5 separate regions of the Homo sapiens genome follow, and regions 2, 3, 4 and 5 are each linked to region 1. Evidence: chromatin loops called from intact Hi-C (ENCODE). Cell type or tissue: endothelial cell of umbilical vein. All regions are shown on one strand. Each heading gives the region's core, and the rest is flanking DNA. Links, peaks and the distances in the headings are about the cores only.

What was found. A loop is a pair of places that touch in the nucleus more often than their neighbours do. Peaks named below come from ENCODE experiments on the same cell type or tissue, not always from the same donor. Only the 100,000 strongest peaks of a DNase experiment are listed, where the experiment ranks them.
Region 2: a loop joins it to region 1, with 15 times the contacts of the local background. A loop is called at or near these places in 5 of 110 quality-filtered maps.
Region 3: it touches region 1 in a loop (16-fold over the local background); 2 of 110 quality-filtered maps call a loop at or near these places.
Region 4: a loop joins it to region 1, with 17 times the contacts of the local background. A loop is called at or near these places in 18 of 110 quality-filtered maps.
Region 5: a loop joins it to region 1, with 3 times the contacts of the local background. A loop is called at or near these places in 18 of 110 quality-filtered maps.

The regions. Positions count from the first base shown.
Region 1 is chr11:59,750,467-59,756,817 of GRCh38, forward strand. STX3 (syntaxin 3) reads left to right here and starts at 4,910. Exons shown (of 11, transcript NM_004177.5): 1 at 4,910-5,169. The coding sequence starts at 5,140. RefSeq lists enhancers at 3,340-3,840, 3,530-3,824, 3,590-3,884, 3,821-3,980 and a silencer at 4,851-5,110. In endothelial cell of umbilical vein, for the core only: a CTCF peak has its summit at 3,674 (motif pointing right); DNase peaks (open chromatin) are centred at 3,795, 4,565 and 5,395; H3K4me3 peaks cover 1,921 bases; H3K27ac peaks cover 1,762 bases.
Region 2 is chr11:60,248,190-60,254,540 of GRCh38, forward strand. No RefSeq gene overlaps it. Among named protein-coding and RNA genes, the nearest start is that of MS4A4E, 8.2 kb to the left of the region's middle. In endothelial cell of umbilical vein, for the core only: a CTCF peak has its summit at 3,506 (motif pointing left); DNase peaks (open chromatin) are centred at 3,482, 4,022, 4,152 and 4,722.
Region 3 is chr11:60,162,296-60,168,646 of GRCh38, forward strand. It overlaps LINC02705 (long intergenic non-protein coding RNA 2705), which reads right to left and starts at 2,105. Exons shown (of 4, transcript XR_950142.1): 1 at 1-2,105. RefSeq lists an enhancer at 6,118-6,351. In endothelial cell of umbilical vein, for the core only: no CTCF peak of the experiment used is centred there; a DNase peak (open chromatin) is centred at 3,536; H3K27ac peaks cover 1,699 bases.
Region 4 is chr11:59,916,466-59,922,816 of GRCh38, forward strand. No RefSeq gene overlaps it. Among named protein-coding and RNA genes, the nearest start is that of OOSP1, 19 kb to the right of the region's middle. RefSeq lists a silencer at 5,004-5,164. In endothelial cell of umbilical vein, for the core only: a CTCF peak has its summit at 2,751 (motif pointing left); a DNase peak (open chromatin) is centred at 2,746.
Region 5 is chr11:59,897,426-59,903,776 of GRCh38, forward strand. It overlaps the pseudogene SRD5A3P1. Among named protein-coding and RNA genes, the nearest start is that of OOSP3, 22 kb to the left of the region's middle. In endothelial cell of umbilical vein, for the core only: no CTCF peak of the experiment used is centred there; DNase peaks (open chromatin) are centred at 2,296 and 4,056; H3K27ac peaks cover 3,230 bases.

The DNA of each region.
Region 1 (6,351 bases), core at 553-5,552:
GTGGTGCAATCTTGGCTCACTGCAGCCTCCACCCCCCGAGTTCAAGCATTCTCCCGTCTCAGCCTCCCAAGTAGCTGGGACTACAGGTGCCACACCACCAGACCTGGCTAATTTTTGTATTTTTAGTAAAGACGGGGTTTCACCATGTTGGCCAGGCTGGTCTCGAACTCCTGACCTCAGTTGATCTGCCCACCTTGACCTCCCAAAGTGCTGGGATTACAGGTGTGAGCCACCACACCCGATCTCTTTTCTTACCTTTATACCAGAGCTTATTGGTCTCCATATGAATCACTGGCTCTGTATCAGTCTGCCTCCAAACTGTTCTCCCCACGACTATTCATTCCCCTCCCCTTTCTCCCGCAAATGTGTGGTCATGATTCCCTAAGCTGAGGGATTTATTTTGCGATGTTTTCCAAACTCTTTTTTCTTTGGAGGACGTCTTGAAGTGGGTTGTGTTGTTGAACTTATGTTGATAAATGCAGCATTATGTTGGAGAATGCTGAACTTATGTTGGAAAATGCTGACTCTGAATACCAAGATGGTTATTATTTTATCTGTGAATGAAATATTCCAGGCATTTCTCAGTTTCCCGTGCTCTCTGAAAAAGCAGTGCAGTTATAAAGGGTTAGCAGACTTTTTTTCAAGTTATTGAATTACGGAATTAACAATTCTCGTATATATTAACTCACTTATCTTCACAAAAACCCATGAAATGGGTACTATTATTATTATTTATCATTATTAGTTTTTTGAAACAGAGTATTGCTCTGTCACTGAGGCTATAGTGCAGTGGTGCAATCTTGGCTCACTGCAACCTCCTCCTTCCAGATTCAAGCAATTCTCATGCCTCAGCCGCCTGAGTTGCTGGGATTACAGGCATGAGCCACCACCCTTGGCTAATTTTTGTATTTTTCTTAGAGACAGGGTTTCACCATGTTGGCCAGGCTGGTCTTGAGCTCCTGGCCTCAAGTGATCCACCTGCCTCAGCCTCCCAAAGTGCTGGGATTACAGGTGTGAGCCACCACGCCCGGCTGAGATGGGTATTATTATTATCTTTGCTTACGGATAAGGACATTGAGGCACAGGGGCATTAAATCAATTGCCAAAGGTCACACAACCATTAGTGGTAGAACTGAGATTTGACCTGGGTAGTTTGGCTCCACAGCCTGGGCAGGCAACCACTGCCTTTTGCAGCATGTCTATCAGCATGCTATGTGAGCTTGGGAAAATCATCTTATTTCTCTGTACTTAATTTAATTTATAATAAAATGGGGATAATAATATGTACCCTAACTCCCTCCCTGAGTGATTGTGAGATATCAGGACAAAACAAAGTTATAAAAGTGCAGTAAAATTCAGTATGGCTATTCAAACATTCAAACGAGGAAATACATTAGATGGCTTATTTCTTTAATTACAAGGAGTTTAAAGCCACAATTATCCAATTGCCCTTTATCTGTGCTTCATTATAAATATCCTGTTCCTCTTTTTAAAGGAATAGATATACTTTTAATTTTTTTTTTTTTTGAGACATGTCTCTCTCTGTCACCCAGCCTGGAGTGCAGTGCCGTGATCATAGTTCACTGCAGCCTCAAAATTCTGGGCTCAAGCAATCCTGCACCGCAGCCTACTGAGTAGCTGGGGACTGCATGTGAGCACCACTATACCTGGCTAATTTTTTTTTTTTTTTTGAGACGGAGTCTCGCTCTGTCACCAGGCTGGAGTGCAGTGGCGCAATCTCGCCTCATTGCAACCTCTGCCTCCCGGGTTCAAGCAATTCTCACTGCAGCCTCCACCCCCTGGGTTCAAGCAATTCTCCTGCCTCAGCCTCCCAAGTAGCTGGGATTACAAGCACACACCACCACGCCCAGCTAATTTTTGTATTTTTAGTAGAGACGGGATTTCACCATGTTGGCCAGGATGGTCTCGATCTCCTGACCTCATGATCCACCTGCCTCAGCCTCCCAAAGTGCTAGGACTACAGGCGTGAGTCACTGCACCTGGCTCGATTTATGTATGTTTTGTAGAAATGGGGTGTCACTCTGTTGCCCAAGCTGACAAAGAATTCTTATTATTATTATACTTTAAGTTTTAGCGTACATGTACATAACGTGCAGGTTTGTTACATATGTATACATGTGCCATGTTGGTGTGCTGCACCCATTAACTCGTCACTTAGCATTAGGTATATCTCCTAATGCTATCCCTCCCCGTTCCCCCACCCCACAACAGTCCCCGACAAAGAAATTTTAACACAGTTGAAACTGTACAACTATGGAAGGTGCCACCTTGGGAATGTCTGGAAAAACTAAAAAAGTTAAAATGGCAAAAACTCCAAAAATTATTGGGTGTCCTGTGGCATGCTAGGCCTTATCTAAAGCACCTTTCTGGATTACCTGATTTTTTAGTGATTTTTGCCTTATAAAATCTTGCAGCTATTTTCCAACTTGGTAAGTTGTAGAAAATTCATAGGAATGCCAATGATTCTTGTCCATAGAGATGCCTGGTAGAAGTGCAATTGCTCTCCCAGCACCCCGAGGCCAGTTCTGCATTTATTATTTATTTTTATTAAAAATATAATTTTTAAGACAGAGTTTTGCTCTGTGGTCCAGGCTGGAGTGCAGTGGTGTGATCTCAGTTCACTGCAACCTCTGCTTCCCAGGTTCCAGAGATTCTTCTGCCGCAGCCTCCCGAGTAGCTGGGATTTGTAGGCGTGCACTATCACGCCCGGCTAATTTTTTGTATTTTTAGTAGAGATGAGGTTTCAAGATGTTGGCCAGGCTGGTCTTGAACTCCTAACTTCAAGTGATCTGCCCGCCTCAGCCTCCCACAGTGCTGGGATTACAGGCATGAGCCACTGCACCCGGCCAGTTGTGCATTTATTAACATGTTCGTTTCAGCATTCCTGATTGCCTATATATGTGTGTACACTTTGTGTTTTCCTCTGGACAGGGCTAGCTTTACTGGTCTCCTCATTCATTAATGAATTAAAGTCTTTGATGTGTGTGCATTTTATATTTGTAGAGGAGTCATGATTTTACTCTTTTCAAAACAATTATCCTGTAACAGGAACCCTCTGAGCAGAGGCAGACAGGCCACCCTTGATTCCTGCTGTGGAAAGAGAATTTTTTACTCCAGACCCCAATGGTCCTTTTCAGATTCCTAACGTGAAGGGTTGTTCATATCTCGGCCTCTCGCGGAAGACTCTATTTTCTTGAAGCGCGGGGAACTACGTATTCCCACTAACAAAAATCTGTTAAGGGGCAGGGCGCAGTGGCGCACGCCTGTAATCCCAGCCCTTCGAGAGGCCGAGGCGGGCGGATGGCTTGAATACAGGAGTTCCAGACCAGCCTGGGCAACATGGCGAAACCCTATCTCTACGAAAAAAACACAAAAATTAGCCGGGCGTAGTGGCGCACGCCTGTAATCCCAGCTACTTGGGAGGCTGAGATGGGAGGATGGGTTGGGCCCAGGGGATCGAGGCTGCAGAGAGCGGTGATCGCGCCACTGCACTCAACTTGCGCAACAGAATGAGACTCTGTCTAAAAAACAAACAAACAAACAAACAAACAAACAAACAACCCCCAAACTCCCCAAAAATGTGTTAGGGGAAGGAGGTGGGACAGTGTGTATTTCTGATCTACTCGCCTTTCCTAGTATGACCACCAGGGGGCGCGGAAGCCCTCCTGGTACTAAGGCGGGGACAACCTGCCCAGCGAGCACAGCGGGCAGAAGGAAGTGTGCCGGACGCGAGAGAGAACTACGGCCGAGACCCGCGGGGCCGGCTCAAAGCCCGACCTCTGCCATACGCACCGTATCTTTATGGGAGCCGATGAGGTCAGCAGGGAGCACGCGTTCAGATGGCAGAAGAGGGCAAAGTACTGCTAGAATTACAAAGATATTTACAGCTTTTTAACCTGAAAGCACAGAGCAGATCCTATTCTTCAGAATTAAATCTTCGGCTCGCCAGTCCCGTTTATGGATCTCCACTCTGATGAATGTGCCATTTGTTCCCAAGAAGACAAATAGGGTAGGGAGAAGAGGGAGAGGCGGGGAGAAGACTCGAGATAAAGGGACGATCTGCTTTTCGGAAGCAGAAGCCGCCTGGGAACCACCTGCACACCAAGCAGGCTGCGAGGACGGGGAGCGCTCCAGTGCAAAGTTCTGTATTTTAAAGCCCCTCCTCGCTCACAGGCTTCACAGCGAACTACGAAGTGGGTACCATCTCTGATTTACAGACACGGGAACGGGGTCCTCTTGAGAAACGATGCTTTCCCAAACGTCTGCAAATTGTGAGTGCCAAGTGTCTCCACTGGCACTAACAACATCGAGCTGCTTACGTTTCTCGGAGCGGTCCCGATTTCCAACAAGCAAAAGATCCAAATTCTCTGACCACCCTGACCGTCCTGTATCTCCAGATCTCCAGGTCTTTCCTCTGGACACCTCCTCCATCCCCCCACTTTCACTGCCAGCAGCCCTGAGGCTGCGCGGGATCCCGCTACTCGGAATGCCTTCCTCCTGGCGGGATATTTTTAGAACACTCGACTGCCACCCAATGTAGCCCACATCACATTGTCTTATTTGTTTTCGGGAGCTTGTCCCCGCCTAGCAAGGAGTCGGCTAAGAACTGGATCCTAGCGAGGAGCCCGGCACAGACAGCGAATGACCGCAGCCAGACAGTCGCTCTTGCTCTTCCTCGGCCCTGCGGCAGGATCCGCCGGTGCAGGGGCCTCTCCCCGGACTCCACGCGTGTCTGGAGGGCTCTCGGGTTAGGGAAGGGGGCTTTGGAGACGCCCCGGGCGGCCGGGCGGTGGCGGGACGCGGGCCCTTTAAGAAGGAGCGAGGGGCGCGGCCAGGTAGGGGCGGGTCCAGGGCGGATCAGCGCTGCGCCGGCGCCGGCCCGGGAGCCGGATTTGGAGCGCGAGGCGCCGGTGGGGGCGGAGGGGGCTGCGCGGCGGAGGCTCCCGTGGCCTCGGACGCTCCTCCTAGCTAGCGGCCGCCGCCCGCCGCCGCCTGCGCCTCCAGCTCCTTCGCCCCGGCGGGCCCGGCCGCCGCTTCCGGCAGCTCACCTGGGAAGCGCTCACCTGGGACGCGCTCACCTGGGACGCGCTACCTGCCTCCGGGCGCCTGGGCTTCAGGATGAAGGACCGTCTGGAGCAGCTGAAGGCCGTGAGTTTCGCCGCAGGCGGGGTGCTGCCAGGAGGGGTGCTGCATGGGAGAGGGGCTTCCCTTTGCTCCCCAAGTCGAGGCTGGAGGGGGGCCCGAGCCGGAGGCTTGCCCTCCCCAAGCCCCCACCGCTTCCCGCGCCGGTTCCGCACCCTCCCCTCCCCTCCCCTGCGGGGTCATGTGCCCGGTGATTCATCGCTAGGCAATGATTTTCCTGAACGCCTCTAACTCTCCCACCCCGCAAGCTGGACAGTGTCTGTCCAGAGCTGGTTCCCGAAGCGGGTGCTTGGGCCCGGGAGGTCAGGGGTCCCTTCACCACCTGCCCACTGCTGCCTGGCACTATGCCCAGGACCAGCCTCCTTCTCCCTTTCCTGTTTCTCTCCTGAGGTGCTACAGGCCTGGCTGCCCCTTCCCCCAGGGAGCAGCTCAGAGCTCTCTGGTGACCTCTGGAGCTGTGAGCCGGTCACATGCTGGGATGGGTCAGCTCCTCTCCAACCGGTGGTCTGTAATTGTTATCCCCGGGTGTCATTGTCCCCCCCTCCCCCGCCGTATCTTTTGGAACAGCTGTGGTTAGGTCAAAGGATCTGAAGGTAGACTACCTCCAGCCTTGGCTGCGCAAAAGCTGTAAAGCCTTAGGTTACTTACTGTGAGTCTCTGTTTCCTTATCTATCAAATGGGAATGATCATACCCTAGGAATTTGTTGGGAGGATCAGCTGATACAATGGAACTTGATACAGAAAAGGGTTAACGCATAGGGTTTTAAGCCAGATATTCATTGACTCATTCAGTACATAATTATTGAGTGTATTCTATGGGGAGGTCCAGTGCTAAGCCTTGGAGATTCAGTGGCACAGGTTCTACCTTAATAGAATTAAAATCTAGCCCTTGACACTCAAGAGTTTAGTCCATCTACTTTGGAGCTTGTTACAAGTGTAGCAGCTTAGGCCTGAGTCTAGCCCCGCAGAATCAGAATCTAATTATTCATCCATTTCCCCAGGTGATTCATGGGCACATTACAGTTTGGGAAGCACTGGACTGGATTAGAACTGGGGTTGTCTCCTGGCTCCACTGCTTACTGGTGATCCCTTAAAATCCCAGCCTAAGTTTTGTCATTTGTAAAATGGGTAGTTGTAAGGTCGAAATGCAACAGAAGATGCTTAAGAACACTTTTAGGGTGCATGGCA
Region 2 (6,351 bases), core at 548-5,547, 500 kb after region 1:
TTGGTAGATAAATATACACTCATGAAACCATCACCACTTTCTGTCTTTTACTTTTTCTTCTGGAAAATTTAAAACACACACAAAAGTAGGGAGGTTAGTATAATGAATTACCATACATCCACCAGTCTGCTTCAACAATTATCGATAGTTTGCCAATGTTTTCTCATCTCTCTCCACCCTGCACATATTTGTAAGAGTATTTTAAAGTAAATCTCACATTTAATATCACCTCACTAGTTTATACCTTGGTATGGATCATTAACAGATGACACTTATTCCATAACATTTTCTAATATCATTATCACATTTTACAGCATTATCAATAATTCCTTAGTATCATCGAATATAGAGTTCATATTCAAATTTTATTATTTTCTCATACATATTTGTTCATTTTCTTAAGTCAAGAACACCCCAGCCCCATCCATCCAAAGGCCAGACATTGCATTTTGTTGATATGTTAATTAAGTCTCCTTCAATCTATATTTTCCCCTTCCCACTCTTTTTTATTCATGTCATTTATCTATTAAAGAAACCATGTCACTTTTCCTATAGAATATCTACATTTCAGGTTTCTTATTTAAAAATTTCTTAATTTTTTTATACTTTAAGTTCTGGGATACATGTGCAGAAAGTGCAGGTTTGTTACATAGGTATACACGTGCCATGATGGTTTGCTGCACCTATCAGCCTGTCATCTACATTAGGTATTTTTCCTGATATTTTCCCTCCCCTAGCCCCCGACCCCCCAGCAGGCCCCTGTTGTGTGATATTCCCCTCCCTGTGTCCATGTGTTCTCATTGTTCAACTCCCACTTCTGAGTGAGAACATGCAGTGTTTGGTTTTCTGTTCCTGTGTTAGTTTGCTGAGAATGATGGTTTCCAGCTTCATCCATGTCCCTGCAAAGGACATGAACTTGTCCTTTTTTATGGCTGCATAGTATTCCATGGTGTATATGTGCCACATTTTCTTTATCCAGTCTATCATTGATAGGCATTTGGGTTAGTTCCAAGTCTTCACTATTGTGAACAGTGCTGCAATAAACATACATGTGCATGTGTTTTTATAGTAGAATGATTTATAATCCTTTGGGTATATACCCAGTAACGGGATTGCTGGGTCAAATGCTATTTCTGGTTCTAGATCCTTGAGGAATTGCCACAGTGTCTTCCACAATGGTTGAACTAATTTACACTCCCAGCAACAGTGTAAAGGCATTCCTATTTCTCCACATCCTTTCCAGCATCTGTTGTTTCCTGACTTTTTAATAATCACCATTCTAACTAGCATGAGATGGCATCTCATTGTGGTTTTGATTTGCATTTCTCTAATGATGAGTGATGAGGAGCTTTTTTTCATATGTTTGTTGGCCATATATGTGTCTTCTTTTGAGAAGTGTCTGTTCATATCCTTTGACCACTTTTTGTTGGGGTTGTTTGTTTTTTCTTGCAAATTTGTTTAAGTTCTTTGTAGATTCCGGATATTAGCCCTTTGTCATATGCATAGATTGCAAAAATTTTCTCCCATTTGTAGGTTGCCTGTTCACTCTGATGATAGTTTCTTTTGCTGTGCAGAAGCTCTTTAGTTTAATTAGATCCAATTTGTTAATTTTGGCTTTTGTTGCCATTGCTTTTGGTGTTTTAGTCATGAAGTCTTTGACCATGCCTATGTCCTAAGTGGTATTACCGAGGTTTTCTTCTAGGGTTTTTATGGTTTTAGGTCTTACGTTTAAGTCTTTAATCTATCTTGAGTTAATTTTTGTATAAGGTGTAAGGAAGGGGTCCAGTTTCAGTTTTCTGCATACGGCTAGCCAGTTTTCCCAACACCATTTATTAAATAGGGAATCCTTTCCACATTGTTGTTTTTATCAGTTTTGTCAAAGATCAGATAGTTGTAGACGTGTGGTGTTATTTCTGAGGTCTCTGTTCTGTTCCATTGTCTAATATCTGTTTTGGTACCATACTGTAGCCTTGTAGTATAGTTTGAAGTCAGGTAGTGTGATGTCTCCAGCTTTGTTCCTTTTGCTTAGGATTGTCTTGGCTATATGGGCTCTTTTTGGGTTCCATATGAAATTTGGTAGTTTTTTCTAATTCTTTGAAGAAAGTCATTGGTAACTTGATGGGGATAGTATTGAATCTATAAATTACTTTGGGCAGTATGGCCATTTTCACGACATTAATTCTTCCTATCCATGAGCATGAAATGTTTTTCCATTTGTTTGTGTCTTCTTTTATTTCCTTCAGCAGTGGTTTGTAGTTCTCCTTGAAGAGGTCCTTTACATCCCTTGTAAGTTATATTCCTAGGTATTTTATTCTCTTTGTAGCAATCATGAATGGGAGTTCAATCGTGATTTGGCTCTCTGTCTGTTATTGGTCTGTAGGAATTCTTGTGATTTTTGCGCATCGATTTTGTATCCTGAGACTTTGCTGAATTTGCTTATCAGCTTAAGGAGATTTTGGGCTGAGACAATGGGGTTTTCTAAATATACAATCATGTCATCTACAAACAGAGATAATTTGACTTCCTCTCTTCCCATTTGAATACCCTTTATTTCTTTCTCTTGCCTAACTGTGGTGAGAGAGGGCTTCCTTGTCTTGTGCTGGTTTTCAAAGGGAATGTTTCCAGCTTTTGCTCATTCAGTATGATATTGGCTGTGGGTTTGTCATAAATAGCTCTTATTATTTTGAGATACATTTCATTAATACCTAGTTTATTGAGAGTTTTTAGCATGAAGGGCTGTTGAATTTTGTTGAAGGCCTTTTCTGCATCTATTGAGATATTCCTGTGGTTTTTGTCATTGGTTCTGTTTACGTGATGAATTACATTTATTGAATTGCGTATGTCGAACTAGCCTTACATCCCAGGGATGAAGCCGCCTTGATCGTGGTAGATAAGCTTTTTGATTCACTACTGGATTCAGTTTGCCAGTATTTTATTGAGGATATTTGCATCGATGTTCATCAGGAATATTGGCCTGAAATTTTCTTTGTGTGTGTGTGTGTCTCTGCCAGATTTTGGTATCAGGATGATGCTGGCCTCATAAAATGAGTTAGAGAGGAGTCCTTCTTTTTCTTTTGCTTGGAATAGTTTCAGAAAGAATGGTATCAGCTCCTCTTTGTACCTCTAGTAGAATTTGGCTGTGAATCCGTCTGGTCCTGGGCTTTTTTTTACAACAATAACAAACTGCCATCTGCTTTTTATCACCTACTTGTAAGAAATTCTACACAATATTGATAACAGAATACTCCTCTCATAAAAAAAAAAAGTTGATTTCAATTCTATCTGAATAATTACCTGCTTCAGAGGCTGCCCTTGGCATGACTCTGTGTCATCTGTTCTCTTCGGGCCTCAGAGGAAACTGAACAGAAAGCTACTCCTGCCTATGTCCTGTTGTGTATCTAGAGGGACAATTTAGCCTCCAGCTTTACACTGCCTCCAGAGCTCAATTACATAGAAAAACCCAACCGTCCTCAGGACACTTTGCTGCCATCTGCTGGGAAATTGTGAAAAGTACACAAAAAGTGGTTGGAGCCTCAGATTTGCCTAGCGTTCCCCCTAAACACTCACATGGGACGGTACTTTGTGTGTGCATGTTATTGTATAAATGCATGTGCCCTCAACTATCAGAAAGCATATGGACCATTTAGCATTATCTAAGCTATAAAGAGTTGAGATGCAAAATTTCCTTCCATATTACTTTTTTCTGTTGTCTAGCAAGAGTGGTACCCGAAAATCACTGGAGTGGTCTTGAGGATTTTAGGTGTCTCTGTGTGCAAGTGCTGGAGGGAGGAAATAAAGAGGGTGCCAGTATATGGAAGTGTAGAGAAGCTGTATCATTTAAGAAAGTGAGACAGGAAGAGATGTAAGAGGAAGAAAAGGAAGCTCAGAAGTCCTGATGAAATTACATTACACTGTGTCGGGCTTTGTTCTAAGTGCTGGATGTATATATTTTCTCATCCTGTGATCATGGAGTATTATTATGTTTAACTATCTCCATTCTGCAAACAGAGAAGGAGATACCAAAAAGTTATAAAAGTTGCTCAATATAATGTTTGTGTGTTTGAAGAAGTAAATAGGTTTCTGGAGGGAAAGTGCTCATACATCTGTCTGGTCTGCTGGATTAGATGCCAGTGACCTCTCTGAGCCTATGCTGACCCTGAGTTTCAGATCCGTAAGGGCAGTGGCAATCTGTTGTGAAAGGGACTCATGTTAGTGCCGAGGTCAGTGGCCCTAAGCTCCAAGACCAGGCTTGCCCATGCCAGCAGCCTCTCTACTGTGGCTCTTGGGGCTGCAGCAAAAACAAATGCAGATGGGCAATAGTTATTTTCAGTGAGTGAACCTGGGGGCTTCCTTTGCTTCTGCCCTTATAAATAAAAATAAATTTTCCAAGCCAGCTGCAACTCTGCCATCAGCAGTTGCCCTGAAGACTGCAGTAGAATGTCACCAACATGTCATTGCAGGAAACTGAAACTTAGGTCTTTGTTTCCAAAGTTTGGGAAATACTCATAGTGTCTGAACATGGGGTGAGAAGGGAAAGGAAAACTGGGTTGTTTATAACTGTTGGGAAACAAAAATGTGCTGTGTTTTTATGAGGTTTCTCTTCAGTTGCTTTTCATTTGTTTGAGAGGAAATCTACTGCTTGGTTAATATAAAGTATCTATTAGGCAGAAAGTTGCCCATACCACTGTTCTGGAGGGTGTAGTTCCTCTGTACTTTATGACTTGTGCATGACATTTTGTCCTGAAAAGAGTACTCATTGTTTGAGGGGCTACAGTGAAACACAAAGAAAAGAGGAAGACAGAAGGTCAAACAAGGGGAAAATATTTATATATATATTTGGCACTCAGGGACTTTTATAAATTGCTGAGCTGTATAAAAATGGTACATTAAGTAAAAATAAAACAACTTTGAGGTTCCTAGGACACTTATATTTTCCTCTTTTTCTTTTTTTGGTATTCCTTCAGAAAGGATCAGCTTTATAAAAAGGTGAGATGATAAATGTTTCAGAATAACTTGTAATGTTTATATGCTAATCGTGAAACTTTATAAACATAGATAAAAGAGTAGAAAATGATAAAACAGATATCTACATATCTTCCCCGAGATTCAGGTGACATGATCATTTTCTGTATTTAGATACATCGTTTTCCTCCTTACAGAAATAAAATGCTGCAGGTAGCCCCAAAGCTCTCCCTGTCTCCTCCTCCCCCTGCCTCCTTCCCCAGAGGTATTCACAGTTAGGAGGGAACTTCCTCTGTCTCTAGCCTCACATTTCCTTCCAGCAGAACTTCCTATAGAGAAACACACCTGTTTATTTCCTCTCCTTAACCTGATTCTCTTCAGGGAAAGAGGAATGCTGCACAAAGTTGCAGAGTTTGGAAGGAGGGCTTGGGCTTGTGTGGTTCAGCCCCTCTGTGTTTGGAAGGAGGGCTTGGGTTTGTGTGGCTCAGCCCCTCTGTGTTTCTTCATTTGTTTGGGAGACAGTCTTCCTACTAGACAGCATCATCACCTGCTCTTCCCTTCCCTTGCTAGGGTTTGGAGGTGCCTCTTCTTACAGAGGAGGCCTGGCATGACCCAGCTCTGCCAGTGACTGGTTTGGCACATTAATTGAATTTCATTTGGCCTTGAGTTGAAGGAATTCTTTTCTTATTTTGCAAGTCACTCTAAAGAGAGGACTAGAAGAAAGGGGTATTGTGTATAGGCCCTAGTTCCCCAAAAAACCTATGTTCAGAGACTAGGAACTTTGAAAAATATATTAAAAAAAGCACTTGGGGAGATTGATGCATCTGATAGCAGTAGGAGGTAGACAAATCCTAGGCAAACAGGGGCAGGTGTCTGGTGAACCTCATCTTCAAATCAAAGACAGTTTAAAGCCTGAAAGCCAAGCTACAAGTCTTGACAAATCCACAGACCAGATTGAGAACCTATCTTCCTGTTTGGCATGCTTTCCTCTGAATGATTCTTACCTTTCACCTGTTTTACATGTACCTACCCTTCCCTAATTGGTCTTTTACGTTGTCATGCCCACCTTTGAGTGTTGCCTTTGTTTTAGCCTTTTTTGCATACTCACAAGCCAATCAGCACTCACTCTGCCATTCTGAGCCCATAAAAGCCCCAGACTCAGCCATACTTGGGAACTGACCACCTCCGGGTGAGAGAGAACACCCAACTTTGGTTGGGGGACCACCCTTGCATCCCCTCTCTGCCAAGAGCTGTTCAGTCTCTCAATAAAATCCTCCTCCACTCTCCTCACCTTTCAATTATCAGCATAACCTCATTCTTCTGGGACGTGGGACAAGAACTCAGAACCCACCGAATGTGGGTACAAAGAAGGCCGTAACACTGTGGCCC
Region 3 (6,351 bases), core at 766-5,765, 410 kb after region 1:
ATGCTAACACAGTATCAATGTAAGAGCACATTGTCAATGCTAGCTCCCCTCCATTGCCGTGTCTCCTGAATAGTATGCATGTCTCGCTTGCCAGATTCACTGTTAATAGGACTCATGTTTCTCTGGCTTCATGTAATAAAAACTAACTATAAATTATGAGTGCTTCTGAATTAGGGATCTTCTTAAAAACATGATTTTATTTAATAATATTGTATTTTATAAAATCCTTATTGTGTATCTTATCACATAACAGTTGTAATTATTTAATATACTTTCCCGACTATTACTTCTGTTTTTTTGAAAAACTCTCCTCCCGGTTCATGTGATTTCATTAGACTTGTAACCCCAGGTATGACAAAGTCTTTTCTTATGCCACAGTAACTGGACTGCTCTATTTTCTCATCCTTGTAAAATGGTAACTCCTTAGTGAATGCTTCAGAAGTTTCCAAAAATTCAAGAAAAATACCATATTGTTGGCAAATGTTAATTTATTGTGTATCATATTTAAGGCAGTAGGAAAAATGTTTCATAGAACCAAAAGATTGACATCATGTAAACAAACAAACAAAAATCAGTTTGCTACTAACACTTTCCCAATCCACTCTCTCATCTTGGTATTTTTTTCTTTTTCTTTTTCTTTTTTTTTTGCCAAGGACTTCTTAAAATCTTTTCAGGATTTTTCTTATAAAATATTTTGTAATATTTGAAACAAAACAATAAGCCTAATAACATCCTGACATCCATTAACATTTAAACAATTCAACTTGGACTCTAAATTCCCTCTACAAATCATGTTAATTCTATGATTCCTCCACAAGAATTTACATAGGTGAATATCTATACACATATGTATGTTTACATATATATGCACATATCTATATACATATATATGTGTCTTTTAACTTACTGATTTTTTTCTCCATTGTAAGCACTTATTTGGATGTTCAAGACACATGATAATAGAAACATTTACTTCCAAGTTTAATTTTGTAAGGCAAAATTCTCATTTTGTTTCTGGACAAAAATATCTTTTGGGCCTTTATATCAGCCTCCTCATATATTTTCTCATTCCAGGGGAGAAACTGGTTTTCATCTGGTTCTGTCGATCAACCAGAAAACTCTTGGATATCCCATTTCAGAGTCAAAGATATTAACATAATGTTCATTACACTATTGTGTGTGTAATTGGTTAAATTACAGCATAATTTTCTCTTTCTTTGCAACAGAATTGTGTTTTTGCCATGGAAAACATGTTCCCAATTAAGTGTGGTGACTGGAGGCCACTCATTGGTAAATTACAGATGTCACTTTATACCTGGATATATATATGTGTGTGTGTGTGTGTGTGTGTGTGTGAGCATGCATGTGTATATATACATATATATGTGTATCTTTATATGTGTGTGTGTGTGTGTATATATATATGTATATATCTCCCAGATATCACTAGATAGGCTTTTACCAAAAACAAAACAAAACAACTGCAGGATGTCATTTTACAGCACTTTCAACTATCTCCATGGATACAATATGATGTTGTTTCTCTGTCCAGTCCCAGCTAGATGCAACACAAGGAAAACTAGTTATCCATGGCACATGGACCAGACCATTAAAGAACAATGGTAAAGACACCACTTTCCACAATACCCTTCCGTGAGTTAGTCTCACTGTCGCTTTTGCATAGATGCATGTCCCTGTTACAGACTTGTCCACTGACTCTCAAAGACATTAGCTTTCATATCCAGCATTCAGCAGTTCTTCCGAAATGAGGATACAAGGCAAGTGTTGATGATGGTTATGCTCTAGTGTCCTAATTATTCCCTTCATTTACACCTCTATTGTTTTTCCTGGCTGACTTGCTGCTATTTCCACTTCCCTGGAGTAGTGCTAGCTCTACACCTATTTAGGTTAGCAAGTCCTGTTCACTCTTATAAGGTGTCTTTGGGGATAGATTTGTTAGGGTGTAACTCAGCACAGTAACCCCACAGAGGGTTCTAATTTCCCCTCAGATATGTGGTCTTGTGGTATTTCTATAATGTGTTATATTTCTAGATTTTTATGTGTATTTCCAGAAAAAAAAAACCCGTCTCTACTAAAAATACAAAAACAAGTTAGCCGGGCATGGTGGCGGGCACCTGTGGTCCCAGCTACTCAGGAGGCTGAGGCAGGAGAATGGTGCAAACCCAGGAGGCAGAGCTCGCAGTGAGCGGACATCGTGCCACTGCACTCCAGCCTGGGTCTGTCTCAAAAAAAAAAAAAAAAAAAACAAAAAAAGAAATTACCAGTAAACAGAGAGCCTAAGAATGAGAAAAAGTACTCACAAACTATACATCTGCCAAAGGTCTAATATCCAGCTTCTACAAGGATCTTAAGCAAAAACCAAAAAAAAAAAAAAAAAAAAAATCCAATTAAAAATGGGAAAAGGACATGCACAGACACTTTTCAAAAGAAGACATACAAGCAACCAACAAATATGAAAAAATGTTCAACATCATGAATCATCAGAGAAATGCAAATCAAAACCACAATAAGATACCATCTTACACCAGTCATAAAGGCTATCACTAAAAAGTCACAGAACAACAGATGCCGACAAGGCTGTGGAGAAAAGAGAACACTTACACACTGTTGGTGGGAATGGAAACTGGTTCAGCCACTGTGGAAAGCAGTGTGGTGATTCCTAGAAGACCTAAAAACACAACTACCATTTGACTCAGCAATCCTGTTACTGGGTTTTCCCAAAGGAAAATAATTCATTCTATCAAAAAGACACATGCACACATATGTTCATTGCAGTGCTACTCATGATAGCAAAGACATGGAATCAACCTAGGGGCCTGTCCATGGTGGATTGGATAAAGGAATTGTGGTACATATAAAACATGGAATACTATGCGATCATAAAAAACAATGAAAGCTTGTCCTTGGCAGCAACATGGATGGAACTGGAGGCCATTATCCTAAGCAAATGAACGGAAGAACAGAAAACCAAATACTGCATTGTTTTCACTAGCAAGTGGGAGCTAAATATTGAATACATATGAATGTAAAGATGGGAACAATAGACATTGAGGACCACTCACTCGATGGGGAAGGGAGGGAGAGGGGAACAGGTTGAAGAGCCCCTGTTGGGTACTATGCTTACTGCCTGGGTGATGGGATTTTTGGGACCTCAAGCCTCAGCATCATGTAATGTACCCATGTAACAAACCTGCACGTGTACTCTTTAATGTAATGCTGATGCTGATTATGCATTTGATTTCCCACCTTTCAACCCCACAACTTCTCAAGGAACCAGGAAACAGGGTACCATTTTAAAACTTCCAAATTTGTGAAAATAGAAATAAATTTATTACTTGAATTAAGTTCTTTTTCATCAGCTCATGTCACACCAAATCTTTCATGGGACAAAAAGAAACCCACGTTGGTTATGACTCATTGCCTCACCACATGTCTACTGACAATGAGCTCCCAGCCAGTGTCGGCCAGGACACAGTTGTTATTTTTCTTCTATTTTCTGCAATAACAACATCAAAAAAGGCAGTATGTTACCAAGAATAATAGTACCCAAAGTTATCCACATCCTACTCCCTGGAATCTGAGAGTATGCTATGATATCTGGCAAATGATTTTAAAAGTTACAGATAGAATCAAGTTTGCTAAGCAGTTGATCTTAACACAGAGTTTATCCTGGAGAATTATGGCAATTCTAATGTAATAATAAGAGTCCTTATAAGTGGAGAACCTTTCCCAGGTAAGTCTAAGAGAGAATTGAGGATAGAAGAATAGTCAGAGGTGCAACATGAGAAGGACATGATCTGCCACTGCCAGCCTTGAAAAAGCCCATGAGTCAATGAATGAGACAGCCTCAAGGAGCTAGAAAAGGCAAGGTCATGGATTTTTTTCCCTAGAAGCTCCAGAGAGGAAAGTAGTTCTGTAGATAACTTGATTTTTAGCCCAGTGAGACCAGTGTTGTATCCTGACCCACAGAACTCTAAGATAAAATTGTATTGTTTTAAGTCACAAAGCTTGTGGTAATTTGTTACAGGCACAATAGAAAACTAATATAAGCAGTGTGATAATGAGAAATTATAAATCACTCTCCCTCATATATATAGATGTAAGAAACTGAAAAATAAAAGTGGCAAATAGAATAGGAAGATGTATTTTTAAAGCATTTGGTCATGGCCAAATTGAACTCATTCCAGTTATTCATATATAATTTGACAATAGAAAATCTTCGAAAATCACTTACTGCAGAAACACATCAAATAAGAAAAAAAGACTTTGTTAATCTCAACAGAGGTATGCAGACAAAGCTTTTGATAAAAATCGATATATACAATTTTTTAAAGAAATTCATGGAGAAGTATGGCCATTTTAACAATATTGATTATTTCTATCCATGAGCATGAACTGTTTTTTCATTTGTTCATGTCGTCTCTGATTTCTTTCAGCAGTGTTTTGTAGTTCTTATTGTAAAGATCTTTCACCTACTTGGTTAGCTCTACTCTTGGTATGTTATGCTTTTTGTAGCATTGTAAATGAGATTGCATTCTTAATTTGGCTTTCAGCTTGAACATTATTGGTATATAGAAATGCTAGTAATGGTTCTACATTGATTTTGTATCTTGAAACTTTACTGAAGTTGTTAATGATTTCTAGGAGCCTTTTGCTGGAGTCTTTAGGATTTTATAAGTATAGAATCACGTTGTCTGTGAAGAGAGACAATTTGACTTCCTTCCTCTCTTTCTATTTGGATGCCTTTTATTTCTTTCTCTTGCCTGACTGCTCTGGCTAGAACTTCCAGTACTATGCTGAATAGAAGTGATGAGAATAATCATCCATGCCTTTTTCCAGTTCTCAGGGGGAATGCTGCCTGCTTTTGCCAGTTCAGTATGATGCTGGCTGTTGGCTGTGGGTTTGTCATAGATGGCTCTTATTATTTTGAGTTATGTTCCTTTGATGCCTAATTTGTTGAGGGATTTTTAACATGAAGGATGGTGAATTTTATCAAAAACCTTTTTCTGCATCTATTGAGATGTCATATGGTTTTTGCTTTTAATTCTGTTTATGTGGTGAATCATATTTATTGATTTGTATATGTTGAACCAATTTCACATCCCAGAAATAAACCCTACCAAAAATAATAAAATTAAACTTCTGAAAGCAATAAGAAAATGTATTTTAAATGTACAGTAAATAGTATAATTGGTATTGAGATATTAAATTTTTTAAATAATCAAGAACAGCCTGGGCGTGGTGGCTCACGCCTGTTATCCCAGCACTTTGGGAGGCTGAGATGGGCGGATCACGAGGTCAGGAGATTGAGACCATCCTGGCTAACACGGTGAAACCCCGTCTCTACTAAAAATACAAAAAATTAGCTGGGCGCAGTGGCAGATGCCTGTAGTCCCAGCTACTCGGGAGGCTGAGGAAGGAGAATGGTGTGAACCCGGGAGGCAGAGCTTGCAGTGAGCCAAGATCACGCCATTGCACTCCAGCCTGGGTGACAGAGTGAGACTCCGTCTCTCTCGAAAAAAAAAAAAAAGGCTTTATACCTCCACCCATCTTCTAGTAGTCCTTGAGCTGGAGTGTCTGGGTGGGACACTCAGTCCCTGCAGGATGCATCATCCTTCTCCCTCTTAGGCATTTTCCAGAATTGCTGCTCTGGGGACAATTGCCTCCACAAAGTTAACAGTACTTCATGGAGTTGCTTATCAATTTTCTTTCACGCAACCCCAGCCAAAATCAAATCAATCTACATCTGTGTGCAGGTCACCTACTGGGGATGCATTTTGTCCCAAGAGGTAGCCCCCTGGAGTAGGGAAACTTTCCCCTTTTTTATGGCACAGACTCTCTGGTCTCACCTACAGCCCTCTGCTTCCCTGAGGGCCGCCATGGAAGTAGTCACCTTATGTATGCAGCACCCCACATAGAGTGAGGACAGTGGCCAGGGAACCAAAGGCACTCAGGGGCACAGAGCCCAACACAAAGTCCCTCATGTGGGAGGTAAAGTGTTCATCATTTGGCCCTTGGGTAGTCAGATGGAACAGCCTGCCACACACCCATCTCCCAAATTACATGCACTAAATCTAGATACGACTGCCATTTACTCACAGTTTCTGGTATTTCTTTGGCATCTTTCCATATCGTTCAAATGGCCACCATCAGCCATTCAATTAGGGTGTGGTCGCCTTGCCCTGTGCTAACCACCTGCTCACCTGCAATCACTGACGGAGGGAGGGATGAGTCATAATGGAAGCCAACTTCTCCATTTCAGAGGCAGAGCAGACGATGCTGTTGGCTCCCTCATCCCAAAGATGAGGCATCGAGGCAGGTAGGGGTTCC
Region 4 (6,351 bases), core at 512-5,511, 170 kb after region 1:
GGGGGTACAGGCATTGGGTAAATACAGTCATTCCAAATGGGAGAAATTGGCCAAGACAAAGGAGATATAGGCCCCACGCAAGTCCCAAATCCAACAGGGCAGTCAAATCTTAAAGCTCCAAAATGATCTCCTTTGACTCTATGTCTCAAATCCAGGTCACATTGATGCAAGAGGTGGGCTCCCACAGTATTGGGCAGCTCTGCCTCTGTGGCTTTGCAGGGTACAGCCTCCCTCCTGGCTGCTTTCATGGGCTGGCGTTGAGTATCTGTGGCTTTTCCAGGTACACAGTGCAAGCTGTTGGTGGATCTAACATTCTGGGATCTGTAGGATGGTGGCCTTCTTCTCACAGCTCCACTAGGTGTTGCCCCAGTAGGGACTCTGTGTGGGGGCTCTGACCCCACATTTCCCTTCTGCACTGCCCTAGCAGATGTTCTCTATGAAGACCCTGCTTCTGCAGCAAACTTTTGCCTGGGTAACTAGATGTTTCCACACATCTTCTGAAATGTAGGTGGAAGTTTCCAAATCCCAGTCCTTGACTTCTGTGCACTCACAGGCTCAACACCACATGGAAGCTGCCAAGGCTTGGGGCTTGCATCCTCTGAAGCCATGCCAAAACTCTGCATTCAGCCATGGCTGGAGTGGCTGGGATGCAGGGCACCAAGTCCCTAAACTGCACAGAGCATGGGAACCCTGGGCCCCCAGCCCACAAAACCACTTTTTCCTCCTAGGCCACTGGGCCTGTTATGGCAGGGGCTGTGGTGAAAACCTCTGATATGCCCTAGAGACATTTTCCACATTGTCTTGGGGATTAACACTTGGCTCCTCATTAATTATACATATTTCTGCAGCCGGCTTGAATTTCTCCTCAGAAAATGGGATTTTCTTTTCTATCACATTGTAAGGCTGCAAATTTTCCAAACTTTTATGCTGTGCTTCTGTTATAAAACTGAATGCCTTTAACAGTATGCAAGTCATCTCTTGAATGTTTTGCTGCTAGAAATTTCTTCTGCCAGATACCCTAAATCATCTCTTTCAAGTTCAAAGTTCCACGAATCTCTAGAGCAGGGGCAAAATGCTGCCAGTCTCTTTGCTAAAATGTTAAGAGTCACCTTTGCTCCAGAGTCACCTTTGCTCCAGTTCTCAACAAGTTCCTCATCTCCATCTGAGATCACCTCAGCCTGGAATTCCTTGTCCATATCATTATCAGTATTTTGGTCAAAGCCATTCAGCAAGACTCTAGGGAGTTCCAAACGTTCCCACATTTTCCTGTCTTCTGAGCCCTCCAAACTGTTCCAACCTCTGCCTGTTGCCCAGTTCCAAAGTTGCTTCCACATTTTCAGGTATCTTTTCAGCAGTGCCCCACTCTACTGGTACCAATTAACTGTATAAGCCCATTTCATGCTGCTGATAAAGACATGCCCCAAGACTGGGCAATGTACAAAAGAAAGAGGTTTAATAGACTTACAGTTCCACATGGCTGGGGAGGCCTCACAATCATTGTGGAAGGTGAAAGGCAGGTCTCACATGGTGGCAGGCAAGAGAAGAGATCTTGTGTGGGGAAACTCCCATTTTTAAAACCATCAAATCGCGTGAGACTTATTCACTATCACAAGAACAGCACAGGAAAGACCTGCCCCCATGATTCACTTACCTCTCACCAGGTTCCTCCCACAACATGTGGGAATTACAGTACAAGATAAGATTTGGGTGGGGACACAGCCAACCCATGTCACACCTTTTCCTCTATGATCAGTTCCTTTGACAACTAAAGAACTCTGCTTAAATGAGGCCTTCCCTGACTCAAAAAATTACTTAAAATCCTATCCTCTGTCCTACATTAAACTTTTTACCTGCCTTATTCTTTCACAGTATTTATCACCATCTAATGTGATATATAATTTGCTTATTTTTTATTTTCTGTATTCTTTCCTTATAATGTCACCTACATGAGGTTTCCAGTGCATAGAAGAGAACTGGCACATGATATATTTCATTTACTCTGACATGGACAGTTTTTTACACAGTAAAAAAATCAGAATTCTAGAAAGTTTATAATCAGCTATATATAATGATTGGTCAGTGGACAGGAATGCTGTAGCTGTCATCATTTGCACATGGAGAACTTGGTCTGAAACTTTCTGTTGGCGCCTCTTGGTAAGGTCAGAGAGTGCTGGCATAAAAATTTGAGAAATAAGTACCACCAATTGGCATACAATCTGGAGAGAAGAATGAAGCATTCTTTTAAGAGATATTGCATCACCAATGGTGGTGATGGCTCAAAGAGAGATATATTTGTGGGGAAACAGGAACATTGATGACTGCGATCCAAGAAGTGATTTAGAAGAGTGAGACTCACTGTAAAAATATTTTAGGGTTACTTCAACCAATTAATTTTGTTTATACTTGCTTTTTGTTACACTTGCTTTTGTATACAGCACAAGAGTGATATGATTAAAGATGTCCATAAGAGCTCTTTCAATTTTTATAAAATTCAAAGACTAAGTAGTAAAATGTGCCTGATTCATTGGTAGTTTCTTTAATCCTAAAGATATAAAGTTTCCTTAATCTTCGTATGAAAAATAGTGGTATAGTTAAAGCTTAGATTCAATGAAAAATGGGAGGAGATGCTCAAATATTTGTTAGATGAGTGAATAAAAATTCACCCCAGACTTTTTTTTTCCTTCCAAAGGGCCCTGTGGCTTCCTTCCTCTAAACCCATTAAACAGTGCCATCTGCAGGGAAGGCAGCTCATGACATCATGTTTAAATATTAGAAGAACAATAACAAGGTAAAAAAATTGGCAATGCCACCATTCAGCTCTCTGTGAGTATCTCTTAAAACTAGAAGTTTATTCTGACCCATCCATGAGTCAGATCTAAGATAAGCAGTTATTATCTTTAGGCAAGACTGAGTCGGCACATCAGATAGATAAAGGAAAGAGAGAGAAAGAGTTAAAATGTTTGTGCAGCCTATATTTTTCTGGCTAACAGCCACTAGGAAAAGCTGGATTGAGAAAGACCTACATTAACTTTCTTGTGTTCTAGTAACTAAACTTTTAGGCAAAGCCTAAGACTGTCCTGTTTAAACGAACTGTTTCTATCTAATAAGAAATTATAATGATATGGTATGATGGCAAAGCTATTTTAGAGGCCTGGACTCTCCATTAACCACAGCAGTTTAGCAGAGAACAAGGTCTCTGCCACAATCCATTATCCTAAATTAGCACGTGGGTGTTGGAGATGGGGGATGGCATGACAGCTCCATATGAGTATTAGGGGTTAATAAATGGAAAAGGCTGCTGCTGCTAAATCCAGCCCTATAATTACATTTTGGTCTCTGGGTCAGTTCCAGGTCACTAGCATCTCAACTAGCCTAAAACCCATATAATGCTTATTTGTAATTTTAATTTTTAGTTCCGTATTAATGGCATTTTATATGCCCCCAGTCATAATGGAACAAGAGTGAATTTGGGCATCAGAGATGCTGATTTTACTACTGATGGAATCTCAGGCCTACGTGCTGTCTGAATGCTCATGCAGTGGTTGTAGATACTGTACTTTACCTTTTAGATGGTGAGGGTGTTGAAAAGGTATTTTTTTTTCATTTCCATGTAGGTGCTTTTGTGACCATAAAATCAGTTTTACAATTAAAGTGATGCCTACATTCCTGCAGTGCATCTCTTTTCAAGAGCTTTGTTTAATAATCTCTACATGCAATAAAGGAATTGCATCTCTCTCTTTTGTGCCTCTCATGGACTTTCTTCCTTCCCCCGGTGCCCTCTGCTGCATTCTTCCTTCTTTGACTGCCAGTCCTGGTTTCTGACAATGTAACCTTGGCTGGAACTTAGGTGATGATTTTGCTTTCCTTGTTTGGTTGAGTAAACTTGTAACCCCAGGAACATGTGGAAAAAAATAGGTATAAAGTGTGCATGTTGTGTTTATAGGGATGTGGTGAAACATTTTCCAGTCACTATGCTGCTTTATGGGTGCTGTGACTTAAGATGCTTAAGGGGATTTGAGCTACTAAATATCTAAGTTTCAGTTTGTATTTATGAGTGTGATTTAAGTCATTGGGAGAGTTTATTCTAATTAGTAAGTCTGCTTTGTTAGAAATTTGAAACATTTGAGAGAATCAGATATATTAAATATGTAACTATACTTAAAATATCTGAGGATATTGACATTAAATTGCATCAGATGAGTAGGGAAGACATCATTTGTAAACTTGGATTAATTGTACATTAATCAAAGAAAAAGTAAAAAAAGTAATGATTTTAATACTTGAAAAAATAGGATTTATAGGTTGAGATACTTTAAAAAGTTTTACATATGTTTCATCAATATAATACTTATTAGAACAAAATAAAATTAAAATTTTCTTGCACAGAAATGCCTTTAAGATAGTAAAATGTCAGTAACAAATATCACATACTTAAAATTTAGTTCCATAGAAATATGTGATCTGGGAAACTGCAGTTTCTTAACAAGGCTGTGCTTTCTTGGAGAAAATGTATGGAAACAGGACATTGATAGCTAGGAACACCTTCTCCAAAAATGACTGGGTATCTTATGATGCCTTTGGGAAAAGGCATCTACTGAGGTGGTCATATGATTATTCTTTTTTATTCGGTTTATATTCACTAGAAATTGTAATTTTCACTGGATATTGAAGCCTAGATTGTTATTTTTTAAGTCAGCATTTTGAACATGAATTTTTGTCTACTGTTCTCCCTATTTCCTTCTGATACATCAGCCTTCATTCTTATTACTCTCCAATTGTAATGTGTCTATATTAGTCTGTTCTCACACTACTATAAATACATATCTGAAACTGGTTACTTATAAAGAAAAGAAGTTCTGCAGGCAGTACAGGAAATATGGCTGGGAGGCATCAGGAAACTTACAATCATGGCAGAAGGCGAAGGGGAAGCAAGCATGTCTTACATGGTGGGAGCAGGAGAAAGAAAGAGTGAAGGGGGAGGTGCTACACACCTTTAAACAACCAGATCTTGTGAGAACTCACTCACTATCATGAAAGCAGCAAGGGGGAAATACATTACCATGATTGAATCACCTCCCCACCAGGCCCCTCCTCCAGCACTGGGGATTACAATTTGACATGAGTTTGGGAGGGCCACAAATCCAAGCCATATCAGTGTCTTTTTAAAAAAAGCTTGGGAATCTTTTTATATTTCTTGTTTGCAGCAGGAAAATTGTCTTTGCACTGGCACTTTAGTTGCACCTTGTATAGGCATTGCATTTCTCCATCAGGTGGGCAGCTTCTGGATGGTCTGGTTTATGATATGACCTGTGGAACTCTTGATCATGTGTCCTGCCCTGCACTTCTTGTTATAAATGAGTCCATTGGTCTGGCATGATGTTATCTGGTATCATGCTGGTGGTGAATTAAATACTCTAAGCCCTTGGATAGTAGTGTTGACTAAGGCCCTGCAGACAAACCTATACCTGGTAGGCATATGATGTGGTCAAATTGTCACCAAGTTGCTGATTGGTCTCTTCCAGTGATATGTGATCTCAGGGACTTAGGGTTATTGTCAGGTTGGACATTTGGTAACAGCGGTAACTCGATTAGTTTTGTTAAGTCAGAACCCATGCTATTAAGCCAGATATAGCCTCCATCCTTGCCACCACAGCTATTCTGTTTGGGTTCTCTTGTGCTAACAATGGCATGGCTAATGACAGAAACTGGCCAATGTCAACTGGCCAAGTCATTTTGTCCACCTATTTGTATAGAAATTCTTCCATGGTGGATGCTCCTTGGTGGATATTAACAAGGGTTATGCTTTCATCTTCATGGTGGGAGATGCAAGACACAATTATTTGTCCTTTACAGGAAATGTCCCAGCATGTCCCAGACCACCGGACACAAAAATTTCAATCTGTTTGGGCCTCTGAAATTTTATAGGGTTTATCTCCTCTCTTTGGAACTCAGGTGTCTTACCAATTCTCCCAATGTACCAGCTACTTCTTGCTTATCCAGCTCAGTTAGTACAATATTGTCAGTATAGTGTGCCACTGTGATATTCCTTGATATGTTCACATGGCCCAGGAATCTTTGGAATATATTATGGGAGGGGGTAGGAGTGTTAATATATCTTTGAGATAACACTATACATGTATAGTGTTGTCTGTTCCAAGTAAATGCAGTTTCTGATTGACCAGATCCAGGCAGCAGCTGCATACTGTGTCCTTGAGTTTGGGGTATCATCTCTAGCAGAAATACTACCCTTGGCACAGAGCATTTAAGAAGGACTGCAGGTTTCAGGTGGGAACTTGTGAGTGTTAGAGCTATGGCTCCAGAAAGGTTTAATTCTTGCTTCAGCACTGGGAA
Region 5 (6,351 bases), core at 935-5,934, 150 kb after region 1:
TGTCCTTCTTCAAAAAACCCCGGTAATTTAAGAATGAAAACAAACTGGAAAACTCAGAAAATGGCGATAAAAGTGGGTAGTTTCCATTTCAGCAATGAAGACATGCAAGAATTTTTGTATTAATTAGGACCAAGAATGGATAGAGTTTGTGTATTTAATCTCTCTCTTTCATAGATAGCATTCATTTGGAATGAACTTATTACTTTCATTCATAAAATATTTCTGTTTTTCCATTGTCCCTTAAAGTCAAAAGCCCACCAAGTCCAGAATAGGAGCCAGCGGTGGTAAAGGCAGACAGAGAGTGATAACCCTAATCACTGTCCCAGAGCTGTGATGCTTCATTCTTGAAAGGAGGATTGCCAGGCGTGATGGCTCACGCTTGTAATCCCAGCACTTTGGGAGGCCAAGGCGGGCAGATCACCTGAGATCGGGAATTAGAGACCAGTCCGATCAACATGGAGAGACCCCGCCTCTACTAAAAATACAAAATTAGCCGGGAGTGGCGGTGCATGCCTGTAATCTCAGCTACTTGGGAGTCTGAGGCAGGAGAATCGCTTGAACCCGGGAGGCGGAGGTTGCGGTGAGCCGACATAGCGCCATTGCACTCCAGCCTGGGCAACAAGAGTGAAACTCCTTCTAAAAAAAAAAAAAGATTTAAAGTTCTAAGATGGCTAAGATGGGCGCACGACGCGCCAGTGGCCACTACTCCGCGGGCTGACGGTGGCGGCGCTGGCAGCGCGGAACGCGGGCGCCTAAGCCATGGCTTCCTCAGGGAGAGCTGAGCTCTGGGCGCTGAACCCGCTGCGCTTGCTGTGGCTCACGCCGGCCGCCGCCTTCCTGCTGACCCTGCTGTTGCAGCTTCTGCCGCTCGGCCTGCTCCTGGGCCGCGCATTCTTCCAGGACCTGATCCGCTTTGGGAAAACAAGTGTTGGGGGGCCTCCGCGCCCCGCCGCCTGTCGCACCTTTGATGTCCCCAAGAGATATTTTTTCCTACTTCTCCCACTTCTATATCATCTCAGTGCTGTGGAATGGCTTCCTGCTTTGGTGCCTTACTCCATCTCTGTTCCTGGCAGCATCTTTTCCAAGCTGGCTTTATGGTTTGCTCAGAATTCTCAGGGCAGCACAGTTCCAGGGAGGGAAGCTGGCGCTGTCTGCGTTCTTAGTGCTGGTATTTCCGTGGCTGCGCAGCTTACGAAGAGTGCTTCTAAGTCAGTGTCTTCTCCAATGGCACGACTCACATCGTGCAATACTGTTTTGGACTTGCCTACTATGTCCTTGTCGGCCTATCTGTGCTGAGCCAAGTGCCAATGGATAGCAGGAATGCCTATGTAACAGGGAAAAAGCTACTGATGCAAGTGCGGTGGTTCCATATTCTCGGGATGATGATATTCATCTGGCCATCTGCCCATCAGTATAAGTGCCATGTCATTCTCGGCAATCTCAGGGTAAATAAAGCAGGAGTGGTCATTCACTGTAACCACAGAATCCCATTTGGAGACTGGTTTGAATGTTTTCTTCCCCTGACTACTTAGCAGATCTGATGATCTACATTTCCATGGCTGTCACCTTTGGGTTCCACAACTTGGTGAATAGTGGTGACATATGTCTTCTTCAATCCGGCCCTGCCTGCCTTTCTCAGCCACAAATTCTACAAAAGTAAATTTGTCTCCTACCCGAAGCATAGGAAAGCTTTCCTATCATTTTTGTTTTAAGTCAACCTCAGTCATGAAGAATGCAAACTAGGTGATGGTTTCCATGCCTAAGGACAGTGAAGTCTGGAGTCCAAAGTACAGTTTCTGCAGAACTGCTTGAAACTCTCTGTTCCATTTCTATGCCCCACAAGTTTTCACTGAATGAGCATGGCAGTGCCACTCAAGAAAATGAATCTCCAGTGTCTTCAAAGAAGAAATACTAATGGCAGATCTGCGATTTCTGTGTCCACTTTCTGAGATACTCTATAAAAACCAACCGGTAAAAAGTAGATGAGACTTCTCCAAGCTGCTTCACAAGCAAACTAACCAAAAATATATAAACAGTGTCACACATGCACACACACACACATACACAAAGGAAGAGATAAGTGCAAGGCTCTTGTATTGGTTCGAAACCCGAGAACGTGCCAACAAACACCACAAGGCGGTGTGGAGCAACAGGCTGTTTTAATGAGCACCTGGGTGCAGACGGGCTGAGGCGTAAAATGGTGTCAGCCCTAAGTGAAGACGGGGCAGGGGTTTTATAGTTTCCTATAAACAGGAAGTGTCCCAGTCTGACGTAACTGCTACGTGGTACCCGGATGGCCTCTCTCTCGATCTGCAGGGGGCACATGTCTTCTGGCCAGCTCACTTCCTGCTTCTTCTATCTTGCTGAGGCACAGTGCTGGTGCAAGTGGCCTTGCGCCTTGGGACTGGGCCTGAGGAGGGAGGAGTTACTCATCCCCCTAAGCTTTCAGGCCCTGGGGAGAATCTTTCAATAAAATCATCAATGGCTGTAACAGCCTGGTAGGAATGGACTATATAATAATACAGCAGGTGCTCAATAAATATTTGTTGCATTTCAGTAAAAGCAGAATAAACTTTGAAAATAATAAAAGGCTGAGTGCAGTGACTCACACCTGTAATCCCAGCATTTCGGGAGGCCGAGGTGGGCAGATCGCTGGGGCCCAGGAGTTGGAGACCAGCCTGGGCAAGATGGCGAAACCCTGTCTCCATCAAAAAATATAAAAATTTGCCAAGAGTGGTGGCAGGCACCTGTAGTCCCAGCTCCTTGCAGGTGGGCTGAGGTGGAAGGATCGCTTGAGCCTGGGAGGTTAAGCGTGCAGTGAGTCAAGATCACACCACTGCACTCCAGCCTGGGCAACAGGGCAAGACCCTGTCTCAAAATAATAATAATATATAGTTTTACACCAAAAGTTTCGGGGAAAAATGAGTTTGCTGGAGTTAATTTATACTTTCATGCATTACCACAAAGATCTCCAGTTACATAACTATCAATAGCCATTTCCACTCATCTCCCCCTCGAATCATAGCCTAATGGAACGTTTTGAAAGCTTCTTTATTTAATATTTCTTTTATGTCCTTTGAAGGGAGCACTTCAAAAGTGAAAGCATCAGAACATAAAATATATTTATGCATAGCAAGCCTTCTTGAATGGAAATGACACACTCTGGATTGAATAATACAGTAGCCTCATTCATATGTAGTTATTTAAATTGGATTAATGTCTGCCTGAGTTTATTTGAACTAACAGAATGTATCTGAAGATATTCAGGAATGAAGTTTATATTTAAAATAGCTTATGTTAAAGAAAATACCTGTGATTAATTCAGAGGGAAATAAATGCATGGTATAAAAGAAAACCCAAAACTTGAAAAATAATACTGTAGCCTGGGCAACACAGTAAAAACTGCACGTTTGTGCAGCATAACATCTTCCGGCTTATTGGCTGAGGTGTTAAGTTTATTCCTTTTATGCAGATGTCCTGTTACAGTCAGCCAAGCACTAAAGCTTTGCATTTATGTGTACTTTGCTATGGGGGAAAGAACCTTATGATTAATAAGACACATATCAAATGCGTAGTCAATCATCCCCGCCCCATCCCTGGAGCTGTAACCCAAAACTGTTAAACTAAAAATCTTTTTAATATCTTTAAATACATGCATGTCAAGAACATTCAAAAGTTCTTGCAGCAATTTTGATAGAACATTTTCTCTCCCAACAATTAACACCACTTAATTAAGATTAATCTGTGGCCCAGTCTATTTAAATAAATGCCATATTTATTTTACTTATTTAGAATTTGCCATTCTCAGAAAAAAAACTCTTTGTACATTGGAAATGAAAAGCATATTGCAGTTTGGTCTTAATTTCCACGTGAATGTCACGCTTAATTTTAAATAAATTTTTGGGGAAAAATGTATTTTATTTTTAGCATGCAATTTTATGCCCAGGTTAGACTAGGGATTTGGCTGATGTTCTGGAATCTCATTGTACTGTTAAGTAATGAGCATGCTCAATGACACACCCTGTCAGGGGTTGTGAGAAAGCTGCAGTGTTCAGTTTCCCACCCGTTTCCTTTTCCTGCTGTCTCTCTCTGACTCATTCCTGCTTCTTACTTTCCCTTTTCCTTCTTTGTCCAAACATTACATTTCTAGGCAAAGATAAAAGAGGAAATAGTGATGTCCTGAAAGGGATTCAGAACAAAGTAGCATGGCCTTTGGTGAAAGCTTCACCTATGGGAAATAATTGAGAATTGTGCTGTGCTTGCAATGTCAGAATCAGTACTGTTTTTTTTTTTTTTGTATTGGTGAAAATATTCCACGTACCTAAAGGGAGAGCATCAGGGAGTTTGCAAATTCTTCACAAGGATCCAGAAAAAGCTTAGAGGTGGAGAGTCATGATTTTCCTGTTGGCTTAGTTGAATAGCCGTAATCTTTCATTTTCTACTACCACTAAGTTAGGGGGAATGACATTGAACTACCTCATTAGCAGCCTTGCCTGGATTAACTACTGATTGAAAAAGTGTGCTGGAAATAGCCTTTGTTTTTGTTGAAGCTCATCCTACACACTAACATTTGCTTACAGTAAGCATGGATTATTTTGTCTCTGCCAAGCTGTGTTCTGTATTATATTTTTACTTCAATGTGTGGTTATTGCTAGAATTCCTACAAAAATGCCTTTGTAGATATTTTTGTACGTAGTTTAATAGATATTTGGTTTAAGGAGGCTGCAACATTTGCATAAAGTACCTGAAAACTCAAGAACCATTGATAAGTGAGATCTCTCAAAATGAGCTGATACATTAAAGAGGACCTTAAAACAGAAAAAAGTAAATATATATAAAAAAAGTTCTAAAGAGAGAAAAAAAGCACTTCCATTGATCCCCTGCCCCCCTGGATTAGTCCCATCCATGGGAAGTTATCTATATCTTATACATTTATGTACATATCTTCCATTTTTGAAAGATAGGTTTATAAAATAATAAAAATTTCAGAAATAAATAGCATGTAGATAGGTAACATAAAAAAAAGAAAAATGATGAAAACTGAGGTAGTTTGGAAAGCCTAAACCATTTTTTGAGGGTATAGTCCATATTTAGCCAAAGCACAAACGTACATCTTCTAATTTTCAAAAGAATGCAGAAGGTTAGTATAAAATTTCCTGCTTTTTAATGTTAGTTATAAAACATTTAAAAAGCAATAGTAATAGGAAAGAGTTACCAATATTTGATCTTTGATAATAGAATAAATGAAGCAAAATGACTGTCATATGGTAGCTGCTCAATACATGTTACTTCTCTTTTGCACACTAGTTCCAAAATACTTGCTGACTGCAGGACAGCTGTTTTAGTTGCTAAGCCCTGAACTTCCCTTCACACTCAGGCGGACTCTGGGAGTATTCGCTTTATTGTCTGCCTTGAAGTTTCCATTTCTCTAAGGAGCTCTGTGAGTCTATGATGGCCCTTCAGAGAACATGTAACACAAAACATCACATTCTTTGCCAACTATTCATGTTGTATCTTTCTACTTTTTGACCCTTTACTCTTTTAAGAAACTGGCCATGTGTAGAAGTGGAACATGCTTTGCTTGCTTTGCCCTACTATTGCCTGATATATTCATGTAAGTAGCTCCAGACACTCCAGCGAGTTTACCTATGGAACCTTCCAGGAGAAGACGCTCCCCCTGTGCCATTCTGGCTTGAAGCTTCCTCATATAAGGTGCTGCATCATTTGCAATGAGTAGGAAAACATGTAACAGGTCTCCAGAGTCATCTGATTTCAGTATCTAATCCCTCCAATCACTGGGTGACAGAGTTTAGTCACAGAAAGCCATCAGCTTATGATAGTTGAGGTAATTCAATGTCTGTCTTACATTTAAAAGAATGAGGCAAAATAATTTTTTTATAGTAATATACATATCTGGAACAGCCAAAGGGACTGGCTTTAAGTAAATTTAAAATAGTAAGAGAAATCAGTAAATTATCATTTTAAAAGTAATGACACTCAATAGAATTAATGTACTTAATATACATGCATATTAAACATAAAATATAGAAAATGCATGATATGTATGATATGTACTATATATAGAAAATACATACAATGATCACAAGCATAATAAGTACGTTTCATGTTTGTTATAGGTTACAAATATTGCAGAAATGAAATTTTGGTCACAGTGGCAAACAAACATACAACATTTAGAAAAGAAATATAAGACACATGTAGCACCTTTAAAGAGGAAGTCTTAAAAAATCTGGAATATGGGATGGCTGGGTCAAAGGGTATTTCTAGTTCACAATAGCAAATACTTGGAACCAACCCAAATGTCCATCAATGATAGACTAGATTAAGAAA